3 separate regions of the Homo sapiens genome follow, and all the other regions are linked to region 1. Evidence: chromatin loops called from intact Hi-C (ENCODE). Cell type or tissue: Caco-2. All regions are shown on one strand. Region 1 overlaps LIPG (lipase G, endothelial type). Region 2 overlaps LOC105372112 (a long non-coding RNA gene). Region 3 has its middle 45 kb from the start of ACAA2.

Evidence for each region. Peaks named below come from ENCODE experiments on the same cell type or tissue, not always from the same donor. Only the 100,000 strongest peaks of a DNase experiment are listed, where the experiment ranks them.
Region 2: a loop joins it to region 1, with 2.1 times the contacts of the local background. A loop is called at or near these places in 4 of 110 quality-filtered maps.
Region 3: a loop joins it to region 1, with 3 times the contacts of the local background. A loop is called at or near these places in 2 of 110 quality-filtered maps.

What each region holds. Positions count from the first base shown.
Region 1 is chr18:49,592,846-49,600,845 of GRCh38, forward strand. It overlaps LIPG (lipase G, endothelial type), which reads left to right. Exons shown (of 10, transcript NM_006033.4): 10 at 1-6,340. Among named protein-coding and RNA genes, the nearest start is that of LIPG, 35 kb to the left of the region's middle. In Caco-2, no CTCF peak of the experiment used is centred here; a DNase peak (open chromatin) is centred at 4,876.
Region 2 is chr18:49,655,528-49,663,527 of GRCh38, forward strand. It overlaps LOC105372112 (a long non-coding RNA gene), which reads left to right. Exons shown (of 5, transcript XR_007066363.1): 2 at 6,507-6,616. Among named protein-coding and RNA genes, the nearest start is that of LIPG, 97 kb to the left of the region's middle. RefSeq lists enhancers at 3,410-4,019, 7,764-8,000. In Caco-2, no CTCF peak of the experiment used is centred here; DNase peaks (open chromatin) are centred at 3,534 and 5,524.
Region 3 is chr18:49,764,248-49,772,247 of GRCh38, forward strand. No RefSeq gene overlaps it. Among named protein-coding and RNA genes, the nearest start is that of ACAA2, 45 kb to the right of the region's middle. In Caco-2, a CTCF peak has its summit at 3,938 (motif pointing left); a DNase peak (open chromatin) is centred at 3,944.

The sequences.
Region 1 (8,000 bases):
TTAACCAATTTCAAGATTAAAATTTTTAAATAGTAAAATAATAAAAAATTATAAAGTTCTTAATGGTCTGACAACTCAATTTTTTTTTTTTTTTTTTTTTTTTTTGAGACAGAGCCTCTCTCTGTCACCCAGGCTGGAGTGCAGTGGCAATCTTGGCTCACTACAACCTCTGCCTCCTGGGCTCAGGTGGTCCTCCCACCTCAGCCTTCTGAGTAGCTGGGATTACAGAGATGCGTCACCATGTCTGGCTAATTTTTGTATTTTTAGTAGAGATGGGGTTTCGCCATGTTGGCCAGGCTGGTCAGGCTGGGTTCGAACTCCTGGCCTCAAGTGATCCGCCTGCCTCAGCCTCTGAAAGTTCTGAGATTATAGGTGTGAGCCACCGTGCCTGGCCAATTCTTAAAGTTTGAAAGAATATAGCTGCCCCAACCTAGAGTCTGACAAAAAGTTACTCTAATATAAGGCATATTCTTTATTTGACACTCATCGTTAGCAGAAGTGGACAGCAATTCACTAAAGAACCAGAACAAGAACATCATTTCACTGAAGACGAGAAGAAAAATTATTTCAATTGTAGCAGCTTGAAGGCCTGAAGGTGGATGTTAGGAAGAACAGGGAGCATGGCTGGACACTGGGGAGCATTAGTGAGATTATTAGGTTTGGTTGAATTGGAACTAGATATCAGTGACTTAGACCAGAGGGAAGCTGATTTCTCTATTGGTTAAAGTCCCAGCTGGTAGTAAGGTTCTATTCTACAGGCCAAGAGGGCTGCAGGTTCTTAGTTTTTCACTGTGCCATTCATGGGGTATTCCTCGCATCCCCACAGCCCAGGGGTCCCCTACCAGCCAATGGAAAGCCAGAAAAGGGAAGGGATGAACAGTCTCCTCTTAAAGACATGACTGAGAAGTTGCTTACATTCTATTGGCCAGAAATAAATCCATGGTCACATGACAGGCTGGGAAATACAGTCTTTATTTAGGGTGCCCATGGGCCCTGCTGAAGATCCAATTACTATTTATTTAAAATTGACATATAATAATTGTACATATTTGTGGGGAAAATAGTGATGTTTCGATACATACAAGGTATAGTGATCATGTTGGAATAATTAGCATACCCATCCTTTCAAACATGTATCATTTCTTTGTGTTGGGAACATTCAATATCCTCCTTCTAGTTACTTGAAACCATATTTTATTAACTCTAGTTTTACCCTTCAGTGGTATAGGACACTAGAATTTATTCCTCCTGTCTAGCTGTAATCTTGTTTGTTTCGTTTGGTGTTTTTTGTTTTTTTGTTTTTTTTTGAGATGGAGTCTTGCTCTGTAGCCCAGGCTGGAGTGCAGGGGCATGATCTTGGCCCACTGCAACCTCCGCCTCCTGGGTTCAAGTGATTCTCCTGCCTCAGCCTCCCAAGTAGCTGGGATTACAGGCATGCACCACCACACCCAGCTAATTTTTGTATTTTTAGTAGAGACAAGGTTTCACCATGTTGGCCAGGCTGGTCTTGAACTCCTGACCTCAAGTGATCCACCTACCTCAGCCTTCCAAACTGTCGGGATTACCGGTGTGAGCCACCGGGCCCAGCCACTAGCTGTAATTTTGTATCTTTTAACAATTCCGTCCCTATTTCCCCTTTCCCCCTACCAATTACTATTTATTAAAAGGGAAATTGGATCTTGCCATCCGTTTATCAGGAATTAGTTTTTTCTCTGCTAAAGCCAGCGAGATAGACCAGAGTACCCTTTAAATGATTAAATCCTGTAGTCAATTTTTAGTAATCTTAAATTGATCTATGACTATGAAGTATAATGCATTACATCAGTTTGACTTTATTTCTGGTCTTAAGTGTGAAAACATTTCTAAATGACAAGGAAGCTCTTTATAAAGGGCTTTAGTGATGGTGGAAACTCCACTGTCCATCTCTACCAGGACATTCTGAAACCAGGCTTGATAATGGCTGTAGGGAGTTGGGTTAGACAATAAGAGATAAGTTCTTAACTTGGTTCAGATGTCAGAGGAAAGCAGAAAATGGTGTCTCTGGCATAGTAAAGAAAATTGTTGAAATTTCCCAAAGGAAGAGTCATAGCCTGGATGACTGCAAGTGCCTTCTTTGGCTTGGGGGTTCAGTTACTAGTTAGAGTCAGGGGAACTTCCACAGGACTTCCTTTGACTCTCCAAACAAGCTGAAGCCCCAGACCCCTTGGAAGGATGGATACAAAGTAGGTACTAGAACAGTCTTTGTCATCAAATATGGTATTTCTCAGGTGTCACCTCTGTGTTCAGAGCTACCCTGAGCCCTCTGCCATGTAAGCTCTCTGATGGCACAGATTTTTATCTGGCTTGTTTTCTGCCGTTATCTTAGAAGCTAGAATAGTGTCTGGAACATCATGGGTATTCAATGAATATTTAAATAAATAGATGAAATTAGATATAAGAAACTAGGTGCTTAAACAGGCAGGAGGTAATCTGGGAAAAGAGCAGTTAGTTTGGAATCAGAATTCTTGGTGTGTCATCCAGCATTATGTGAGTTTTAGGCTAAATACAGCCTTTCTGAGTCTCTATCTGCTCATTTAAGAAACAGAGACAATACTGCTCAGGGTTGTTGTGAATGTTAAAGGTACATGGTAAAAAAGAAAGTATTTGTGTTTTGTAAACATTTGAATTGATAAGAGGACAGTGTGAGACAAAAATAAAATCCTGGGTGGGCACGGTGGCTCACCCCTGTAATCTCAGCACTTTGGGAGGCTGAGATGGGAGGATCACGAGGTCAGGAGTGCGAGACCAGCCTGGCCAATATGGTGAAACCACGTCTCTGCTAAAAATACAAAAATTAGCTGGGCGTGGTGGCACGTGCCTGTAGTCCCAGCTACGCCGGAGGCTGAGGCAGAAGAATCGCTCGAACCTGGGAGATGGAGTTTGCAGTGAGCTGAGATCACGCCACTGCACTCCAGCCTAGGCAACTGAGTGAGACTCCATCTCAAAATAAAATAAAATAGAATAGAATAAAATAAAATCCTTTCCACATATATGCGGAAATTTTATGTATGATAAAAGGGGCCTATTAGTCTTTGGGAAAGGAATGGATGGATGATGAGAAAGTAGGCTCATTTGACAAAGAGAAACAAAATTAGATTCCTATTTTAACACGCAACAAAGATGAATTCCAAAATACCTATTGGGTACTATGCTTATTACCTGAGTGACGAAATAATCTGTACAGCAAACTCCTGTGACACACCATTTAACTACATAACAAACCTGCATACGTACCCCTGAAACTAAAGTAGAAGTTAAAACCATCAACCCCCCCAAAACAAAAATGAATTCCATCTGAATAAAAGGTATAAATGTGAAAGTCATCATGCTAATAGATATTATGAAATATAAATTCAAAACCTGTATAAAAACTGAAAAAATGTAAAACGTCACAATTAGAATAAGAAAATTTAAATAGAACAATGAATATTAAATAAACTAAAATGCTAATAAAATGTACTCCTTAGGGCCAGGTGCGGTGGCTCACACCTGTAATCCCAGCACTTTGGGAGGCCGAGGTGGGTGGATCACCTGAGGTCAGGAGTTTGAGACCAGCCTGGCCAATGTGGTGAAACCCTGTCTCTACTAAAAATACAAAAAGTTAGCCAGGTGTGATGGTGGGCACCTGTAATCCCAGCTACTTGGGAGGCTGAGGTAGGAAAATCACTTGAACCCAGAAGGCAGAAGTTGCAGTGAGCCTAGATCACGGCACTACACTCCAGCCTGGGCAACAAGAGCAAATCTCTATCTCAAAAAAAAAAAAAAAAAAAAAAAGGCCACAGAAATGTCCATCCAGCAGGTGGACAATTACCCTTTTGTCAGCCGTTCCTCTGTTGCTGACCATTAGATCCACATTTCTTTTCTGTCCGCCCTGGTCCCCTGGTGCCCCCTTTCCTGGCCCCTGTGACATATTGTCATGTAGCTCCAAGTATTTCCCCCCCTCATATCCCTCAAGTGCTCCATTTTCCAAATGCATTTGACTTCCTACTCTCTTAGCCCCAGCTCTCTGGTATTCTGTGTAGCTGACTTCCACAAGGGATCTGTTGGGAGCTTGTAACTGAACTGAAGTCATGCACATTGTCAATGGCTAGTAGACCTTTACCTGGTCCAGAGTTGTCTGCATTGTTTAAAGAAGACGTTTGTTAATCCAAATTAATCTTTGATTTGCATGGAGGCAGTAGGTCAAATCAAAAGGAAATTTTCCTCTCCCTAGCAAGCAAACTCAGAAACAAACAAACAAACGAAAACCAAGAAACAAAAGGAAAGGTTCCTGTTGGGATAGAGAAACAGTGGAGCAGGGCAGCCACCTTACACATAGGCTAGATCTGCTTGGGAATCTTTCTTCTAATCGAGGCCCCTAAAATATTCCTGATTTTCACAGTTGATTTCATTTCTTCCCTCCTGAACTTACAGAGCCTTTCAGTAAACACCAGTATTTGTCCCTCCCCGTGTATGCCCAGTGGTTTCCATGGCAGCAACGGTTGCCATAGAGAGGTGAAGAGAGGTGTCGGTGCCCTCTTTTGTAACTGTGGGTTATCTATAGATTGGGGGTGGCCTCTCCTAAAAAAGACTAATATGTAAATAAAAGGAATAAGAATCAAACAAATATAAATCAGGGCTCAAGTCATTTGTTTTCCTAAACCTTTGTGGTTATCCATACCATTTAACCTTGACTTTCCTTAAATCATACCGGTGCGTGTGTGTGTGCAGAGGGAAAGGGCTGCAAGAAGACTCTGGAAGCTAGGACAGGTCTCAGCAGGTGAGGGCTCAGGCCCAGAGGCCAGCTGGGGCAGCAGGGAGCAGAGTTATCTGGGCCATTTGCTAATTATCTCAGCCCAGACGAGTCTGCACGCTATGTGGTTTAATACCTTCACCAGAGGCAAATGGTTTTGGACTCACAAGAATTGCTCATGGCCAGAGGCAATGGACAGATGCCATATGAGAAAGGGCTGAGGCCAGGAACAGAGGCAGGGTTATCTCACTGGAATGGAGAAGCTAAAATGACATTATCTTTACTTCTGCCCTGGTTATTATCCCAAGGCAACTTCAGTGGGCTTGTTTTGAAGTCAAAGCCTCAACTATTTATTGTGAGGGAGATAATTCATTTTCATTTTCCTGCCAGAGATGTCAGTCTTACTATTCATCCTGTATCCTCTATTAGATACACAGAGCTTCTTCCTTCTGCTTAGGCTGCCCCAAATTCCATATAGGATTCTTTTTGAAGAATATATATCATCCAAAAAGAGGTCCTAGGAAATGTGGCTTCACAACCCTGGGGTTTGTTTCCCTGGCTGCTGTCTCTCTCTCTCTCTTTTTTAATTTTTTTTGGAGACACGGTATCACTGTGTGGCCCAGGCTGGAGTGTGGTGGCGCCATCACTGCTCACTGCAGCCTCGACCTCCTGGGCTCAAGCAGTCCTCCCACTTCAGCCTCCCAAATAGCTGGGACTACAGGTGTACTCCACTATGCCTGGCTACATTTTGAATTTTTTGTAGAGATGGGGTTTTGCCATGTTGCTCAGGTTGGTCTCAAACTCCTGGGCTCAAGCAATCCACCCAACTTGGCCTCCCAAAGTGCTGGGATTAGAGGCATGAGCCATCAGGCCTGGCCATGCTGCCTCTCTCTCCTTCAAGGTAGACTTCCTCTTTCCTTCCCCTTCTCCCTGCTTCTTTCTCCTTCTCCTCTCCTTCTCCTCTTCTCCTTCTTCTTCTCACAGCTTTTTATTGACTTATAACAGGCACACAATAAACTGCACACAGGTAAATCATATAATTTGACATTTTGGTACAGGAAATCATCATGAAACTGAAAGCATTACCACATCGAGATTGTGAACATACCACCACCAGAAGTTTTCTTGTGCCCCTTTGTAATTCTTCCCACTGCCCTCTCCCCAGGTTGTCCCTGATCTGCTTTTTGTCCTTGTAGATTAGTTGCATTTTCTAGAATTTTGTATAAGTGGAGTGTATCTACAGTATGTTCTCTTTTGTGTCTGCCTTCTTGTACTCAGCATAATTATTTTGAGATTCATCCACGTCTTTGCATGGATCAGTCATCTGTTCCATTTTATTGCTAAGCAGTATTCCACTGTATAGATAAATAACATTTTGTTTATCCGTTTACTTGTTGATGAACTTTAAGTTGTTTCCAGTTTTGAGTTATTAGAGTAATGCTACTATGAACATTTGCATATGAATCCTTGTATGGACATGAACTTTCATTTCTTTTGGGAGTAGGATAGCTGGATCATATGGAATGTATATGTTTAACTTTTAAATAAACTGCCAAACTGTTTTCCAAAGTGGTTGTACCATATTACATTGCCACCAACAATGTATGAGAATTCCAGTTGTCCTATATTCTCTCCAACATTTGATATCGTCGGTCTTTTCAATTTTAGTCATGCTAACAGATATATCATGGTACCTCATTGTGTTTTAACTTGCATTTACCTAATGACTAATGATGCTGAGCATATTTTAATGTATTTATTTGCCATTGACATATTTTCTTTGGTGAAGTATCAGTTCAAATCTTTTGTCCATTTTGAGGGAGGTTGTTTGCTTTCTTATTGAGTGTTGGACATTCTTTATGTAATGGATATAAGTTCTGGACTTAAGTTCTTTATCAGACATATGCTTTGGAAATGCTTTCTCCCCGTTCGTTATTTGTCATTTCATTCTCACATTAGTGTCTTTTAAAGAGTGGAAGTTTTACATTTTGATGAAATATAATTTATCCATTTGTCCTTTTAGAGATTTTGCTTTTAGTATCATCTGTAAGAAGTTCACAAAGACAAACACCTGGTTGGTGGGGAGGGGCTAGGGGAGGTGGGTCACACTAACCAGGTGTTTGTCCTGAGAACTCACCCCAATAAACTTCTGCATGCAATCTCCATCTCAGACAGTGTTCCTGGGGAATCCAACCTGACAGATGATTATTTCCTAATCAGTTTGCAAATAATGCAAGGACTTAAAAGATTGTAACTATCAATCTTCAGGCAGCCCGGGAGGCTCAGGTATGAGAGATGGGAAAAACAGAGAAGCAGTTTGTCAGTGGCCCCAGATGGTGTAGAGTCCAAGTCACTTGCCTTAGTCCAAGGGGCTTTCCCTCTCACACCTCACATCACTGAGGGAATCCAGCTGACAGTGGGAGGGGGAGAAAGTACCTGGCAGGCTTCCGCCTTCTCAGTGTGGCAGGGACCTGGATGACACAATGAGGAGAGAGCGGGAAAGAAGGAGACTTTTTGTATAGGGCCAAGGGAAGCTGAACAGAGGCTCACCCACTGGGAATAGGGGATCACAGCATTGGAGGGGAGCCCTGATGAGGAAGGTAGACAAGACGACTTTGTAGCTTTTCTTAATTCCTGTTCAATGGGGGCAGAGGTGGGAGATGAGAAGTCAGAGGAAATTGTACCAGAGGTACGATCAAATTGAACGTTATGGTATTCAAACATTTTTATTCACCTGTGGATGTTGATGAAACCAAGTGAACAGAACCAAGGGGTGGGCGAACAAGATCTAACAGATGTGTTTCCTAATTACTCCTTTGCCACAGACATTAACCAACATTGCGTCTTCCATCTTGACATAAATCTTGTCCTATTCTGTCCCAAGGGTATGTGCCCCCCCCTTTTTAAGTTAGAATAGTGCCTTCAAAAAAGACTTGGGCTGGCCAAGCGTGGTGGCTCATGACTACCCTCCCAGCTACTTGGGAGGCTGAGGCAGAAGGATAGCATGAGCCCAGCAGTTCAAGACCAGCCTGAGCAACATAGCAAGACCCTGTCTCTAAAAAAGTTTTAAAACAAGCAGTCTTGGGCTTCCTCATGTCAGTGAGCTTCACTTTATAGAGCAGAGATACTTATATATATTTTTTGTAAATTTAATTGTAAAATAATGATGAATACATTAATTGTATTATAAAGTCCTTTCACCTATGTTCCCTCATTTCACCTTTACAAT
Region 2 (8,000 bases), 63 kb after region 1:
CCGATGATGGTGGCTGCCATTTATTGAATGTTTACAGTGAGTATTTTCTCATTTAGTCCTTCAAAGCACTTCACAAGATAGATTCTCATTTTATAACTAAGAAAACAAAGGCTTGGACAGGTTAAGTAACTTGTCTAAGATCACACAGCCAGGACAGTGGGAAAGGGGTGACTGCGCGATGTCTGATTTTGAGTCTATGTTTGTGACTATTAGTTATTCTACTCAGGGTGACCGGCAATCCTGCTTTACTTTGGACTGTCCTGGTTCCAGCACTTGAAGTCCCATATTCTGAGACACTCCTCAGTTCCAGGCAAACCTGGACAGCTGGATTTACTTCCTTGGCAGTGACAGTCCTCTTTCCACTGAGCGCTCAGGGGTCCGTGTGTTCTTCACACCTGGATGGTCACCTGGGTGCGGTTGAGGCTGGGTATTTTCCATAGTGGCCCCCGGGCAACAGTAGGCACATAATTGGTACCAAAGGAAAAAAAATCCTAGTGGAGTTAATGAGTGAATAAATGACTAACGTCACCTACAGCAACTACTTTCAGATTATGTATTGTGAGTCAGGCACTGTTAGGTGCTGTGGGAAATAAATAAGTGAGTTTCAGCTAAATAACTGAGTAATGTGAGTAACTGAATTGCACTCTAGTGTAGAGACTTGCACTGTTGGCGGTGTCAACAAAGATTCATGAAGGGATATTGCACCGCAGGCTTGATGGCTTTAATAACCCACAGCAGTAACGCCACTCTGTTTCGGTAGATCCTGAAGTTGATAAGCCTAATCCCTCACACGGTCTAATTCTTCTGCCTCCCAGCAGATGTGTGAGATATTCAACGCCGCTTCACAGGCAGGGAGAGTGAGTCAGAAAGGAACACAAGCTCATGATCTAAAGCTGTGATTGCATAGTGGCGGCCCTCAGGCCACCTCCAGGCCACTGTTGTGTTTTGTGGTCTATATAATTTTTTTAAACAAAATTGAATTGGTGACTCACACCTGTAACCCCAGTACTTTGGGAGGCTGAGCCCAGGAGTTCAAGACTAGCCTGGGCAACATGGCAAGACTTGGTCTCTACAAATAATAAAAAAAAAGTAGCCGGGTGTGATGATGCCCACCTGTGGTCCTAGCTACTTGGGAGGCCGAGGTGGAAGAATCACTTGAGCTGGGGCAGTTGAGGCTGCAGTGAGCCATGATTATGCCACTGCACTATTGCATGACAGTATTTGAAGACTGGAAGATTTTGCATAAAAATCTGAATTTCTAGTCCCTCTCGATGAAATGGAAGATATGACAGCCCTGTGTTCTCAATCATGGCTGTCACTTGTGATGAGGCATTGACCCTTCAGTTTTCTCATTTCCAGGGCAGTCCTGGCCTGTGTTACCTGAGGCATCAAAACGAAGAGACCACAAGGTAAAGAAAGTATCTCCAGTGGAAGAAGACATGTGACTATAGCAGCCTCAGGGACCCCAATGGTTGTCCCATGTTCCAAAGGATCAAGAACACAGTTGTGAGGAAAAGCCACCTCTGCCAAGGCCAGAAGCAGACCCCTTTCTCCTTCAGGAATCTAGATGCTGTCCCTGACTTCTCCTTTTGCATCATCTTTGTTCTCCTCCTGTTTAGTCAAGTCATAAAACAAACTTTTGGTTTTTTCCAATTAACCATTTCCTTCAGTAAGCGGCAACGCCACTCTTACAGGTGTTCAGGCCAAACACTTTGGAGTCCTTCTTGACTCTCTTATACCCCACCTCACTGCCTGTTTCTGCCATCCTGGTGCAGACCACCATCAGCTCTTGCTTGGGACACCGTGGAAGCATCCTGATTGCTCCTCCTGCTTCCATCCTCACCCTGCTGCTGCCTATTCCCAGCGCTGCTGGGGAGGGATCCTGTCAAACCATAAATGGGATAGCCAGGCACAGCGGCTCACACCTGTAATCCCAGGGCTTTGGGACAGTGAGGAGGGAGGATCGCTTGAGCCCAGCAGTTCAAGACTGCAGTGCCCCATAATCGTGCCTGTGAATAGTTACTGTACTCTGGCCAGGACAGCATAGCAAGACCCTGTCTATACAATTAAAAAAAAAATTAGCTGGTGCACACCTGTAGGCTGAGGTGGGAGGATCACTTGAGCCCAGGAGCTCGAGGTTATAGTGAGCTGTGATTGCACCACTGCATTCCAGTCTGGGCAACAGAGCAAGACCCTGTCTCTAAATACACACACACACACACACACACACGCACACACGGCCTGATGCAGTGGCTCATGCCTGTAATCCCAGCATGAGCTCAGTATATATTTAAATACACACACACACATATATGGCCTGGTGCAGTGGCTCATGCCTGTAATCCCAGCATGAGCCCAGTATATATTTAAATACACACACACACACACACACATATATATAATTTATATTATATATATTATATATTTGTATATATATTTATATATATATATATATATAGAGAGAGAGAGAATGAGAGCAAGAGCGAGCGAGACTGGTGCGGTAAGTAGCTCATGCCTGTAATCCTGGCACTTTGGGAGACCAAGGTGGGAAGATCACTTGAGACCAGGAGTTCAAGAACAGCCTGGGCAACATAGTGGGACCTCATTTCTACAAAAAGTAAAATAAAAATTAGCTGAGTGTGGTGGCACACATCTGTAGTCTCAGCTGTTCTGGGGGATGAGGCAGGAGAATTGCTTGAAACTGGGAGGTTGAGGCTACAGTGAGCCTCAATTGCACCACCACACTTTAGCCTGGGCAACAGAGTGAGACTCTCTCAAATAAATAAGTGGTATCTATCTGTATTATATATAGATATATAATATATATCTGTCTATCTATCTGACCATGCTCCTCCGATCAGCTCAAACCCTCTGCAGTTTGAGTCACTCCCTTATCCTCACTGTGGCCCCTTCCATTCTGTACCCTCATTGGGCTCCAGTCACACTGGCCCCTAGCCCTGCTCCATGGATCTCTGAATACCACAAGCATACTACTGCCTAGGGTCTTTGTAACTGCTGGAGGTTTCTGTTATCTAAGGCTGCATAACAGATCATCCCAAAACTTAGTGGCTTTAAACAGTAAGAATCATCTATGATCTCTCATGGTTTCTGTGGGATGGGAATTCAGGATCAGCTAGGCAGGGTGGTCCTGGCTTATGGCCTTTCATGAGGTTGCAGACAGATGTTGGCAGTAGCCAAGTCATCTGAGGCTTGGCTAGTAGGGGGCTTTACTTCTGAGGGGACCCCCTCATGTGGCTGGCAAGTTAGTGCTGGCTGTTGGCCAGAGCCCCAGTTCCTAGGCACGTGGAGCTCTCCATGGGTTTGCATTAGGATGTCTTGAGGGCATGAAGGTTGGATTTCCTCAGAGCAAAAGTGTCCAGGAAGCCAGGTGAAAGCTGTAATGCCTTTTATGACTTAGCCTCCAAGGTCACACACCATCACTCCTGATCCATTTGGTCGGTCACACAAAGCCACCCTGATTCATAGTTGGAGGTGCCACACGAGGGTGCAAATAATGGGAGGTGGGGATTGCTGGGGGCATCCTGGAGGTTGCAATCATGCAGGTTTCTGCCTGTGATGTCCTTCCCTCAGCAACTGCAAGGCTGACCCGTGAATCCTTAAGATTCCTGCTCTAATGTTCCTTATCAGAGAGGCCTCACAGCCTACCCCTTTTAAATAACTTCCCTACCCTCCTGACATTCCTATCCTGCTTTTCTTTTCTTCACAACACTTATACCTGCAGTGCTATTTCCTTGTTTCTTGTCTGTCTCCCTCCAGTAGATGAATCCTCAGCATTTAGACCGGTGCCTGGTACAAAGGCTGCCAATGTTTTTCACACGAATGAATAGCTTATATGCATTAAATGTTATGAATGAATGAAATCTTACCTCTTTGAACAGGCTTCATCACATGCTATCAAGGGCACATACTAACGACACAATTTATCACTGTTGATGTTAACCTTGATCACCTGGCGGAGGTGGAATTTGTCAGGTTTCTCCACTGTAAAGTTACTGGGTTTTTCCACTTTTCCATTCTGTATTGTTTGGAAGGAAGTCACTATGTGTAGCTCACACTTAAGGAGTGGGAATTATGAGGACTGGGAAATCTACATAATTTATTTGGAATTCTTCTGCACAGGAAATTTATCTCTTCTCCCTCATTTATTAACTTGGCAATCATTTATTTATATTAGCATGGATTCCTGGATATTTATTTTATACTTTGCATTATAATCCAATCCTACTTTATTTTGTTGTTCAAATTGTTCCAGCTTTGGTCATTGGAAGCTCTTTCAGTTGGCTTCCATGCTCCTTGGCCGTATTCCCATCAGTGTGTGTGTGTGTGTGTGTGTGTGTGTGTGTGTGTGTGTGTGTGTGTATTTGTAGCACTTCCTTTATGGCACTACAAGATGCACCAGACTCATTTTGGTGCATATTTCCTTCATTTCCTGCCCCAGGAGGCAGGAATGCCCCTAATGTTTCTAAGGAGCCTTGGTTCCTTTTATTGAGAATGGTGTTAGAAACCAAGTTATGCAAATATGCTTCCAATTATTCTATGTCTCACCATTTCCTCAGGCACTGCCCTAGTCTAGGCCGTCACCTCTCTTTGTGGCAACCTTCCAACCATCCACAAAACATACTGCCCCTACGTTTCCTCTACTTCTTTCTCCCCATCCTTTCTTCTTTTAGGCAGAGGCATCATTCTTAGTGATAAATCGGCTCATGTCAGCCTTTCAGTGGACATCATTGTTCTCAGGATGAAGTTCTCCCGTGTATGGTGTAAAACATTCTTCTTGACCTGGGCCTGCCTACCCCTCCAGCCTTACCTGTCCCATAAACCCAGCCTGGAGGCTGAGCTCCAGCTGCACTGAACTACTTTCCTTTATTTCTGTGTCTTTACAAATGTCCATACAGAACTTTCCACTGCTGAGAAACAAGCTCTGAGCCTAATGACTGTTACCATGTTAAAATATCTTCTCGCCAGGCTTGGTAGCTCACGCCTGTAATCCCAGAACTTTGGGAGGTTGAGGGGGGCAGATCACGAGGTCAGGAGTTGGAGACCAGCCTGAACAATATGGTGAAACCCCACCTCTACTAAAAATACAAAAATTAGCCAGGTGTGGTGGTGTGCACCTGTAATTCCAGCTACTCAGGAGGCTGAGGCAGGAGAGTCGCTTGAACCCGGGAGGTGGAGGTTGCAGTGAGCCAAGATCATGCAACTGCACTCCAGCCTGGGTGACAAAACGAAATTCCATCTCAAAAAATAAAACGTCTTCTCTCCTTTCTTGTGTGGGGTTGAACAAGAGGCAATCATTTATTTAAAAGCCCCCCTGTGATATGAAAATAAAATATTGGTCTCCCCCACCACCCAGTTCCTGGCACACAGCTCCTAAATCCCTTGGAATTTCTTGGGTGATAGGATGTCTTTTGTTCTAATGAGGCCACTCCTGATAGCTAGAGAGTTCAAGAAGGGCAGTTGACAGAGGACCAAGGCATGATTAAAGGGTGGAACTTTCAGCCCCACCCCCCGACCTCCAGGGAGGGGAGAGAAGCTGGAGATAAACTTAATCACCAAAGACCAAATGATTTCGCCATCATGTCTGCAGAAAGAAACTTCCATAAACCCCCTAAAGGATGGGGTTCAGAGAGCTTTCAGGTTGGTGAATACATGGAGCTGCTGGGAGGGCCGTGTACCTGGAGAGGGCATGGAAGCCCCATGGCGCTTCCCCCATACCTTGCCCTGTGCATCTCTTCCATTTGGCTGTTGTTGAGTTGTTTCCTTTATAATAAATAGTAAATGTAATGAGGTGTTTTAATGAGTTCTGTGAACTGTTCTAGCAAGTTCTCAGACCTGAGGAGGGGGTCATGGGTACCCCTGATTTATAGCCAGTGGGTCCAAAGAACATGCGGCAACCTGAGACTTTCAAGAGTCCCCATGTGAAGTGGGGAGTTTATAGGACTGAGCCTTTACCATGGAAGGTCTATGCTAACTCTAGTAGTTAGTGGCAGAATTGAATTGAGTTCTAGGATACCCATTTGGTGTCAGAGAGTTGGAGAATTGGCTGAGATGGGAAAAAGCTCCCATATATTTGGTATTGGAAGTGTTGAGAGAAAAAACAATTCACTGCTGCCCTGCCACCCCATCCATCTAGCTTGCTGTGGGCCAAACTCCATGCTCTGCTCTAGAAATGCATGTCTGTCTGTGTGCCTGCATGTCCCTGTGCACGTGTGTGTGCTGGGAGTGGGCCCGGCTGGTCTTGCCTTTTACTGCCCTGTGGTTGCATTTGCCTGCCTCCCGCCATGCAGCAAGTGTCTCATGAAGGCAGCAGACACTGCCGGTACATCTGAATAGTCCCAACACCTGGGAATGTGCTTGCAGATACTCAAGTATTTGCAGCTTAAATTATCATCCAATTGAATAACTAAACTAAAAGATGAATAAATACGATAAGGGGTAAATGAATGGATGAATGAAGTGGTTGTATCTTTCTCCTTTGCCCTTAGGGTCAGAAGTGGTTTCCAAATGTTGAAATTTTGACCATTGAATTGAGCTGACTTGGATTCTCAATGTTGGTCGACAGTCTGGTGGCAACAGGAGTGGCCTCCCTGCACTGGTGAGCACTCACTCCCCTTTATGCAAGCATGACAGTAAGGAGGAAGGAAAGCGTGCGCAGGCACGTGGGAGGCTGCCGTAAGCTCCCAAGGGGAGGGCTTCTAGCAAAAGTGAGGTTTTCTTTGCCCTTGATGTTCTGAGAGCACCTGAAGAAGCCACACAGCCAGTCAAGCCCAGGTGCTTGTTTCTGGTCCAGTTCAAATACGTAAGGCCTGGAGGTGCTCTGGGGAGGTGTGACTGCAAACGCTGTTGGGATTTGAATAGGCAGAAAAGAAGGTGAGAGAGGCTGGGGAGGGGATGTGGGACAACCTGTGTAGGGGCCAGGAAGGGCATGGCCTGAGGAGGGGAGAGGGCAGGAGATGGGGAACGTGACACATTGTGAAGGGTCTTGCATGCCAAGGTAAAGAGCTGAAATTGTTCCTGTAGGCCGTAGAGAACTCTTTTAAAATGGATAATCAACAAATAACTACACCTTTACTTTTTTCTACAAGGTAATACATGCTAATTATAGAAATGTTGGAAAATATAGAAAAGAATAAATCCAAAAGGAATCATGAGTCAGCGTATCACCTAGAGAATGCAATGCCTTTGATGTATTTCCCTCCAGTAACTTTTGGTCACAGTCGTCGTAGTCATATGTTACACGTGCCTTATAACTTGTTTTAAAAATATCATTAATATGTTATGAGCATTTGTTCATGAAGCCATCTTTTGAAACCTGATTTTTAATGGACGCACAGTAATTCATCTTTATAGCCAGCCCTTCATGTCTGTGGGTTCTGCATCTGAGAATTAAACTAAACTTGGATCAAAAGTATTTGAAAAAGTAAAAATAACAATACAACAATAAAAATAATATAAATTTAAAAATATAGTATAGCAATTATTTTCATAGCATTTACATTGTATTAGATATTATAAGCAATCTAGAGATGGTTTAGAGTCTAGGGGAGGATGTTTGTAGGTTATATGCAAATACTATGCCATTTTATATTAGGGACTTGAGCATCCCAGATTTTGGTATCCTCAGGGATCCTGGAACAAATCTCTCTGTGAATACTGAGGGAAGACTGTAATGTACTTAATCAATTCTTTATTAATGGTTATCTGATTATTTTAAATTTTTCAGGGTATGTGAAGGCTCGATGGCATTCTTGTATATACATAGTTACATGTACCTCGGATTATTTCTTAATAAATTTATAGAAGCAGAATTACTAGGTCAAAGGTTCTGCAGATTTCAAAGGCCTTTAGTGCCCTAGGTCCTAGGGAATGACTGGAAGTTTCTGAGAAAGGTGATGTGGGAAGTGTCTTCTTTTCTTCTCGTTTTTGCTGATTACTTTTAACTTTTTTATGGAGGACAACCCCTGAGGCTTCTGCCTGGT
Region 3 (8,000 bases), 170 kb after region 1:
GTGGGCACTGGACCTTCCATCACTGGGTCTGTGTGTTTGGGAGGGTTCTGCCTCATCTCCTGCTTCTTCCCAGGGCAGGTACTTAGCCAGTTAGGGGGCAGGGGACACATCATGGACCAGGGCCTGGAGTGGGGAGGGGGCAGCTGCTGAGACCTGCACTGTCTACACACTGCAGATGGGGCAGCCTGGGGGCATCCACCTGAAGACATCCCGAAAGAGTGGGGAGAGGCTCAGAATGAGCCCGTCACCTGCAGCATGTGTGCAGGAGGAGCCCACAGCCACAGTCCTGGGCCCAGCATCCCCACCAGGAGGTACACATTTTACAACCTTGGGCTTCAGGAGGGGCTCTCAATCCTCTGAGGCCCTTCAGAGCCCACCTCCTCTATGCAAACCTCTTCACAAACAAAAAGGCAAAAGACACAAACAACCAAACAAAAGTCTTCCTCAGGTGACCTGACTTCTCCCTTCTCTGACTCACAGAGCGTAGAGTGTCTGGTTCTCGACAGTCTTGCACTTTTAATTATGTCAGGGCTTTTTCCATGGGTTTCCAGATAGGATTTGATCCCTTCAGGGAAGGAACCTTCATGACCCAGACCTGTGCAGGAGGCAAAGGAGCACCTTTTGGAAGTTTTGGGGGCTGCGTCTATGGACTCGATGGTGACCTGCCTGTACCACAGGCCACACTACATGTCCCCTGAGCCAGGGCCCTGGCAGCTGGTTTCTGCATCCTTCCCTCTCTGTTCAGTGGCCCTCAGTCCATGTCTATGGAAGCAATGCCCTTCCTTTCTCCCACCCGCTCAGCTTTTTTTCACCCCTGCTGGCCTCTTGTCGGAAATGAAATACACAGAGGAATTCCCTTTCTTGCATTGACTCCAGTGTAGACAGGGAGCAGATGGGACTGCTGTCTGCTGTCTACACTACACACTACTACACTGCTGTCTGCTGTGTGTGATAAGGACACAGATAGTCCTGGAGGACCTGAGGGACTTCTGAGGGTCAGACATATTCAGGGACACTCAAGCAACTCACATTTTATGTATATTTTATTGCTTTCTAATGCTTTATAAAATTAGAGCCACCCCAGGTCATCCATTCTCTGATGCTCTTTCTTTTAATGTCTTTGAACTCAGGATGTGTCTTGCTTAATTGAAGTCAGGCTCTTCCAGAGAGGGTTACAGTGACTTCTGTTGGGCAATTGGGGAACACTTTAAATTCTTGTAACAGCTTTATTGAGGTGTAATTGTTATGCAAAAAAGTACATATTTAATATGTGCATTAATAATTTGATGAGTTTGGACATATGTAAACACCCGTTAAACTATCACCTCAATCAAGGTAATAAATATATCCATCATCTCCAAAAGTTTCCTCATGGCTACGCTCTTTTAAATTTTTTTTTTTTTTTTGAGACAGTTTTTGTTCTTGTTGCCCAGGCTGGAGTGCAATGGCATGATCTCAGATCACCACAACCTCTGCCTCCTGGGTTCAACCAATTCTGCTGCCTCAGCCTCCCGAGTAGCTAGGATTACAGGCATGTGCCACCACACCTGGCTAATTTTTTATATTTGTAGTAGAGACGGGGTTTCTCCATGTTGGTCAGGCTGGTCTCAAACTCCCAACCTCAGGAGATCTGCCCGCCTCGGCCTCCTAAAGTGCTGGGATTACAGACATGAGCCATATTCCCAGCCAACTTAAAATTTATTTATTTTTAGAGATGGGGGTCTCACTATGTTACTGAGAGCGATCCTTTGGCCTCAGCCTTCTAGGTAGCTGGGAATAATGGCATATGCCCCTGCACCCAGCTTGTGCCACCCCACCCCATCTGCTTTTTTTTTTTTTTTTTTTAATAAGAGAGGGGGCCTCCATATGTTTCCCAGGCTGGTCTTGAACCCCTGGCCTCAAGGGATCCTCCCACCTTGACCTCCCAAAGTGCTGGGATTACAGGCATGAGCCACTGTGCTTGGGTGCCACACCCTATGCCTCTTAATGTGGTAAGAAAGCTAACATGAAATCTACCCTCTTAACAAAAATTTCAAGTATATAATACAGTGTTGTTAACTGTATGTGCATTTTTAAACATAGGTATAAAGTCATGTACTACAGCTGAAAGTGCTTTTTTTTCCCCCCTCATTACACTGAGAAATGTTTAAATGTTTTTGGTCTTAAGAATATTTCTGTTTTCACCTTGTACTATTGCTTGGTGAAAACAAGTTGCTGAAGTTACTTTGCACCCATGTAAAGAGGACTTCCTCCTATTTGTTCTAAAACTGCCTATTAGAATGTTCAAAGGGACTAAACACAAATGTATCCTTCATAACATGGTCTTGTCTCAGCCATTGTCTTTTCAGTGGATATTTTGTTTTCTCCACTTACCATGTGCAGTAAGAACAACAGTCTGGGGGTTCCAGACCCTCTTGGAGCTCACGTCTATAATGAACATATTGAAGTGTATGGAATGGAATGGAATGTCTCCAGTGGGCAGACTGCCTCCTCCCAGGGCTGGGCAGATCCGTGTGATCTCAGGGCTCTGAGCTACATGTGGGGACCAGAAAGCAGCCTGGGTAATGACCTGATGCATAGAATTGGGAGACAGCAAGGCTGGGGGTGCTGCTAGTTCTCCCTGGAAGACGCAGGCCTAGAGCCCTGGTTGATGGTCTGAGTAGGGTCCCAGCACTAGGCTCATGGTCACACCAGGTATAAACCTACAGGCCAACATGGAATGAGTTCCATCTCGTCTGCACTGTGGGCCTCAGCTCATGGGGATGTAGCTTTTCTTTGCAATCTAGAAATGTAGTCTGAGGAATACGTGTGTGTGTGTGTATGTGTAGCTAGAATAGCTTGCTCTTGGTATCAGCATGTTACTTCATTGTGGGGTTTCTAATTTGATCTTGTATTACTCAAAAGGCTCCCAAGGAACTTCATGTTTAAGATCCAATTCTGCATTTTACTTCTGCCAATGCCCCTTGTTTCTACAACATTCCAGAAGGTCCAAGCTTCTGAAATGTGTCTACATCCCGGCTGTGCTGAGACTGGTCCAGGGCTTGGCTCTGGGGGAGCTTATCTCATGACTTCCTTTGCTCTCACTTATTGGAACTGGTGGATTTTGCGGAGAGTAGACACGGCAGCACAGACAGGTGGGGACTTGCGTTCCATGGTGGCTGTGCTCCTGGAAGGTTTTGCATCTATCAGATGCTTTTTTCTTTGCTGAGGCACTCATACCAGAGGCACTAGACTGTGTGAGTGGAGTCTGCAGCATGGCTCCTGTCCTGGTAGCTGGACAGTTCAGTGGGGAAGGAAGACAAGGGCACAGGACACACATCTCCCCATGCTTGTCTTTTTGCTGCTCCCCATCCCCCCCAGACCTCTCTGGTGACAGCTGTATCAGCTGATGTCATAGAAATTGAGGAGGGATAGACAGACAGCTCCTGCAGCCCTGCTCTGTTGCATGAGAGCAGCTGGGGGCAGCTGTGGACTCTCAAGTACAGGGGACAGGGTGAGGAAGCGGAGCCACCCTGGCTCCAGGGGCTCCAGGAGAGAAGCGTGGGGAGTGCCATGATTGTCACCCCATCTTCTCTGCTGCTCCAGACCATGCTCCCCGCTGTGTCCCTCCATGTCCTCACTTGCCCTGGTGCTCAGCACCTCAGGGAGGGCCTGTGGTCTGTTACTGGCTCAGGGGCTGTGTTACACGAACTCCCCAGCTCTCGGGGCTTTGTGACTGCACATTTTCACTGACGAGAAACAAAAGGCAGTGACTTTGGCCAACAGTACTGGGGCAGTGGCCAGGAGGTGGGGCATTTGCGTCCCACCTGCTACCGTAGGTTTCTTTACTCCTGGCTCCTTCTCTCTCTTCCTCAAGTCCCAGGAAGTGAAAGGGAAGGAGTTAGGCCAATTTCGCTGAGATGCTTCTTTGAGATGCTGATGAGAAGGTGACCGAGGGAGCCCAAGCCTGAGGCGCCACCTAGGGTACAAGGTGTGCCCGGGCTTATTGCTGGACTACTGCAAGTCACCCAGTCAATGAAGTTCTAGTACTCACATTTAAAATTTAAAATAAAAAATAGAATAGAGAGAATGGGAAAGAAAAGTCATCAATCACTTTATAAAAACAATTTCTCATTTACAAAGGCATTCCTTTAAAATGTATGTTCCCGTCCTATATTTTAAGTTATTCAACTTAGTAATTTACGAAATGTTTTCCATGGAGGTGAAGGAAATGGCACTTACTGTGTAAAGTGAGCAAGAGATGGTGTCCCCCAAAGGGCAATACAGATATATTTGATTTTATGTTTTATTTTTGTCATTCATATTTTTCTTAAAGTCATAAAAATGAAAACCTAGGAATGTTATAAGAAGAAAAATTGATATTTATTTCTTATTTATATCCATCTAGGATGGAGGCCACCCATTCTTGACCAAGTCCTATTTATAAGCTGATGGCTCTCAAGTCTATATCCCCATCCCAAATGCTTTCAGACTCCAGACTCCTTCACCTAAGGGCCTGCTTGGCATCTCCATCTGAATGTCTGAACTCCCCTCAAAACCTGTTCTGCCTGCAGCTTTCTCTATCTTAGTGGCTGAGAGAAAAGGCCCAGGAATCATCCTTGACTTCTCTCTGCCAACTCACAGCCAATCAACCCATTAGAAAATCTCAAGACTGTTTCAAAATATATCCAGAATCTGACAACCTCTCACCACCCCCACTGTAGACTCCCAGATCTGAGGTACCATTATTCCTTAGCCTGGATGACTGCAATAGCATCCTAATTGACCTCCTTGCCTCCAACTTTGTCCCTCTGAAGTTCATTTCAGTAGAACATATCGATAGAAATGCAAGTCAGATGATGTCTTTTCTCTACTCAAAAGCCTGCAGTAGCTCCTGGTTGTACTCAGAATAAATGCCAAAGTCCCTCTTAATGACTTACAAGGCTCTGCATAACATGCACCCCACTCACTCTGCTCCAGCTGCACTGACTGCTGTTCCCTGAACACACCTGGCATGCTCCTGCCTCAGCTTGGGCACTGGTTTCCCCTGATCTTCTCCCAGACACCTGTGTGGCCACCTTTCACCTCCTTCAAGCATTTGCTCAAATGTCAAGGACTCAGTGAATCCCACTCTGACCAACTACTTTATCATCTTCATACCCAACAATCCATACTTAATATATTTGCTCAGCTTTCTTGAACTTGAGGTGGAGTTACTGCAATGCACTTTGGTTATTAGAGTCCTCTAGGTCCCAGTTTGCCTAGGACAGTCCCAGTTTACACCTTTTGTCCCAGGGTAATTATTAATAATGTCCTCTTTCACTTTTCAAGACTGACCTAGTTTGGATGATAAATTAACTGGTCATCCTAGGGGAAACCTCTGATGCATTTGGCTTTATTTCCTAACTCTCTCTATAGCATGTAGCTGGGTCAGAAGTAAATTTCCCATAGTTACCCCACTTTCTATTGATCTTTAGTGCCAGGTGGCAATATCTTTGGTATCTCCCCCAGTTCTCCACTCCTTCTCTTTTGAAAACACATAGGTACACACATGTGTATGTGCAGACATACACACACTCCATGATAATCTATAGAGACAGACAAGGGTAAAGGAAATTGTGTGAGCAGCTACTTGCTCTACTTCTGTACGATTTTGAGCAATTTATTATTTTTTGTGACTTTCCTTTTTTTTATTTTTTATTTCAATAGGTCAATAGGTTTTTTTGTTTGTTTGTTTGTTTGTTTGTTTTTTGAGACGGAATTTTGCTCTTGTTGCCCAGGCTGGAGTGCAATGGCACGATCTCGGCTCACTGCAACCTCTGCCTCCCGGGTTCAAGCAATTCTCCTGCCTCAGCCTCCGGAGTAGCTGGGATTACAGGCATGCACCACCACGCTCAGCTAATTTTGTATTTTTAGTAGAGATGGGGTTTCTCCATGTTGGTCAGGCTGGTCTTGAACTCCGGACCTCAAGTGATCTGCCCTCGACCTCCAAAAGTGCTGGGATTACAGGTGTGAGCCACCGCGCCCAGCCTATTTCAATAGGTTTTTTAGGGAGCAAGTAGTGTTTGGTTCCATACGTAAATTCTTTAGTGGTGATTTCTGAGACTTTGGTGCACCCATCAGCTGAGCAGTGTACACTGTATCCAATGTGTAGTCTTTTATCCCTCACCCCCCTCCCACCTTTTCCCCAGAGTCCTCAAAGTCCAATGTATCACTTCTTATGCCTTCTCATCCTCATAGCTTAACTCCCACTTATGAGTGAGAACCTATGATGTTTGGTTTTCCATTTCTGAGTTATTTCACTTAGAATAATAGTTTCTAATTCCATTCAGGTTGCTGTGAATGCCATTATTTTGTTCCTTTTTATGGCTGAGTAGTATTTCATAGTATGTATATATACCACATTTTCTTTTGTTTTTTTTTTTTTGTTTGTTTGTTTGTTTGAGACAGAGTTTTGCTCTTGTTGCCAAGGCTGGAGTACAATGGCGCAATCTCGGCCCACTGCAACCTCTGCCTCCCTGGTTCGAGCAATTCTGCCTTAGCTTCCCGAGTAACTGGGATTACAGGCGCCCACCACCATGCCCGGCTAATTTTTGTACTTTTAGTAGAGATGGGGTTTCGCCATGTTGGCCAGCCTGGTCTCGAGCTCCTGACCTCAGGTGATCTACCTGCCTCGGCCTCCCAAAGTGCTGGGATTACAGATGTGGGCCACCACGCCCAGCTATACAACATTTTCTTTATCCACTCATTGATTGATGGGCATTTGGGCTAGTTCCATATTTTTGCAATTGTAAATTGTGCTGCTATAAACGTGTGTGCAAGTATCTTTTTTGTATATGACTTTTTTTTTCTTTTATTATACTTTAAGTTTTAGGGTACAGGTGCACATTGTGCAGGTTAGTTACATATGTATACATGTGCCACGCTGGTGCGCTGCACCCACTAACCCGTCATCTAGCATTAGGTATATCTCCCAATGCTATCCCTCCCCACTCCCCCAACCCCACAACAGTCCCCAGAGTGTGATGTTCCCCTTCCTGTGTCCATGTGGTCTCATTGTTCAATTCCCACCTATGAGTGAGAATATGCGGTGTTTGGTTTTTTGTTCTTCTGATAGTTTACTGAGAATGATGATTTCCAATTTCATCCATGTCCCTACAAAGGACATGAACTCATCATTTTTTAATGGCTGCATAGTATTCCATGGTGTATATGTGCCACATTTTCTTAATCCAGGCTATCATTGTTGGACATTTGGGTTGGTTCCAAGTCTTTGCTATTGTGAATAGTGCCGCAATAAACATACGTATGCATGTGTCTTTATAGCAGCATGATTTATAGTCCTTTGGGTATATACCCAGTTATGGGATGGCTGGGTCAAATGGTATTTCTAGTTCTAGATCCCTGAGGAATCGCCACACTGACTTCCACAATGGTTGAACTAGTTTACAGTCCCACCAGCAGTGTAAAAGTGTTCCTATTTCTCCACATCCTCTCCAGCACCTGTTGTTTCCTGACTTTTTAATGATTGCCATTCTAACTGGTGTGAGATGGTATCTCATTGTGGTTTTGATTTGCATTTCTCTGATGGCCAGTGATGATGAGCATTTTTTCATGTGTTTTTTGGCTGCATAAATGTCTTCTTTTGAGAAGTGTCTGTTCATGTCCTTTGCCCACTTTTTGATGGGGTTGTTTGTTTTTTCTTGTAAATTTGTTTGAGTTCATTGTAGATTCTGGATATTAGCCCTTTGTCAGATGAGTAGGTTGCAAAAATTTTCTCCCATTTTGTAGGTTGCCTGTTCACTCTGATGGTAGTTTCTTTTGCTGTACAGAAGCTCTTTAGTTGAATTAGATCCCATTTGTCAATTTTGTCTTTTGTTGCCATTGCTTTTGGTGTTTTAGACATGAAGTCCTTGCCCATGCCTATGTCCTGAATGGTATTGCCTAGGTTTTCTTCTAGGGTTTTTATGGTTTTAGGTCTAACATGTAAGTCTTTAATCCATCTTGAATTGATTTTTGTA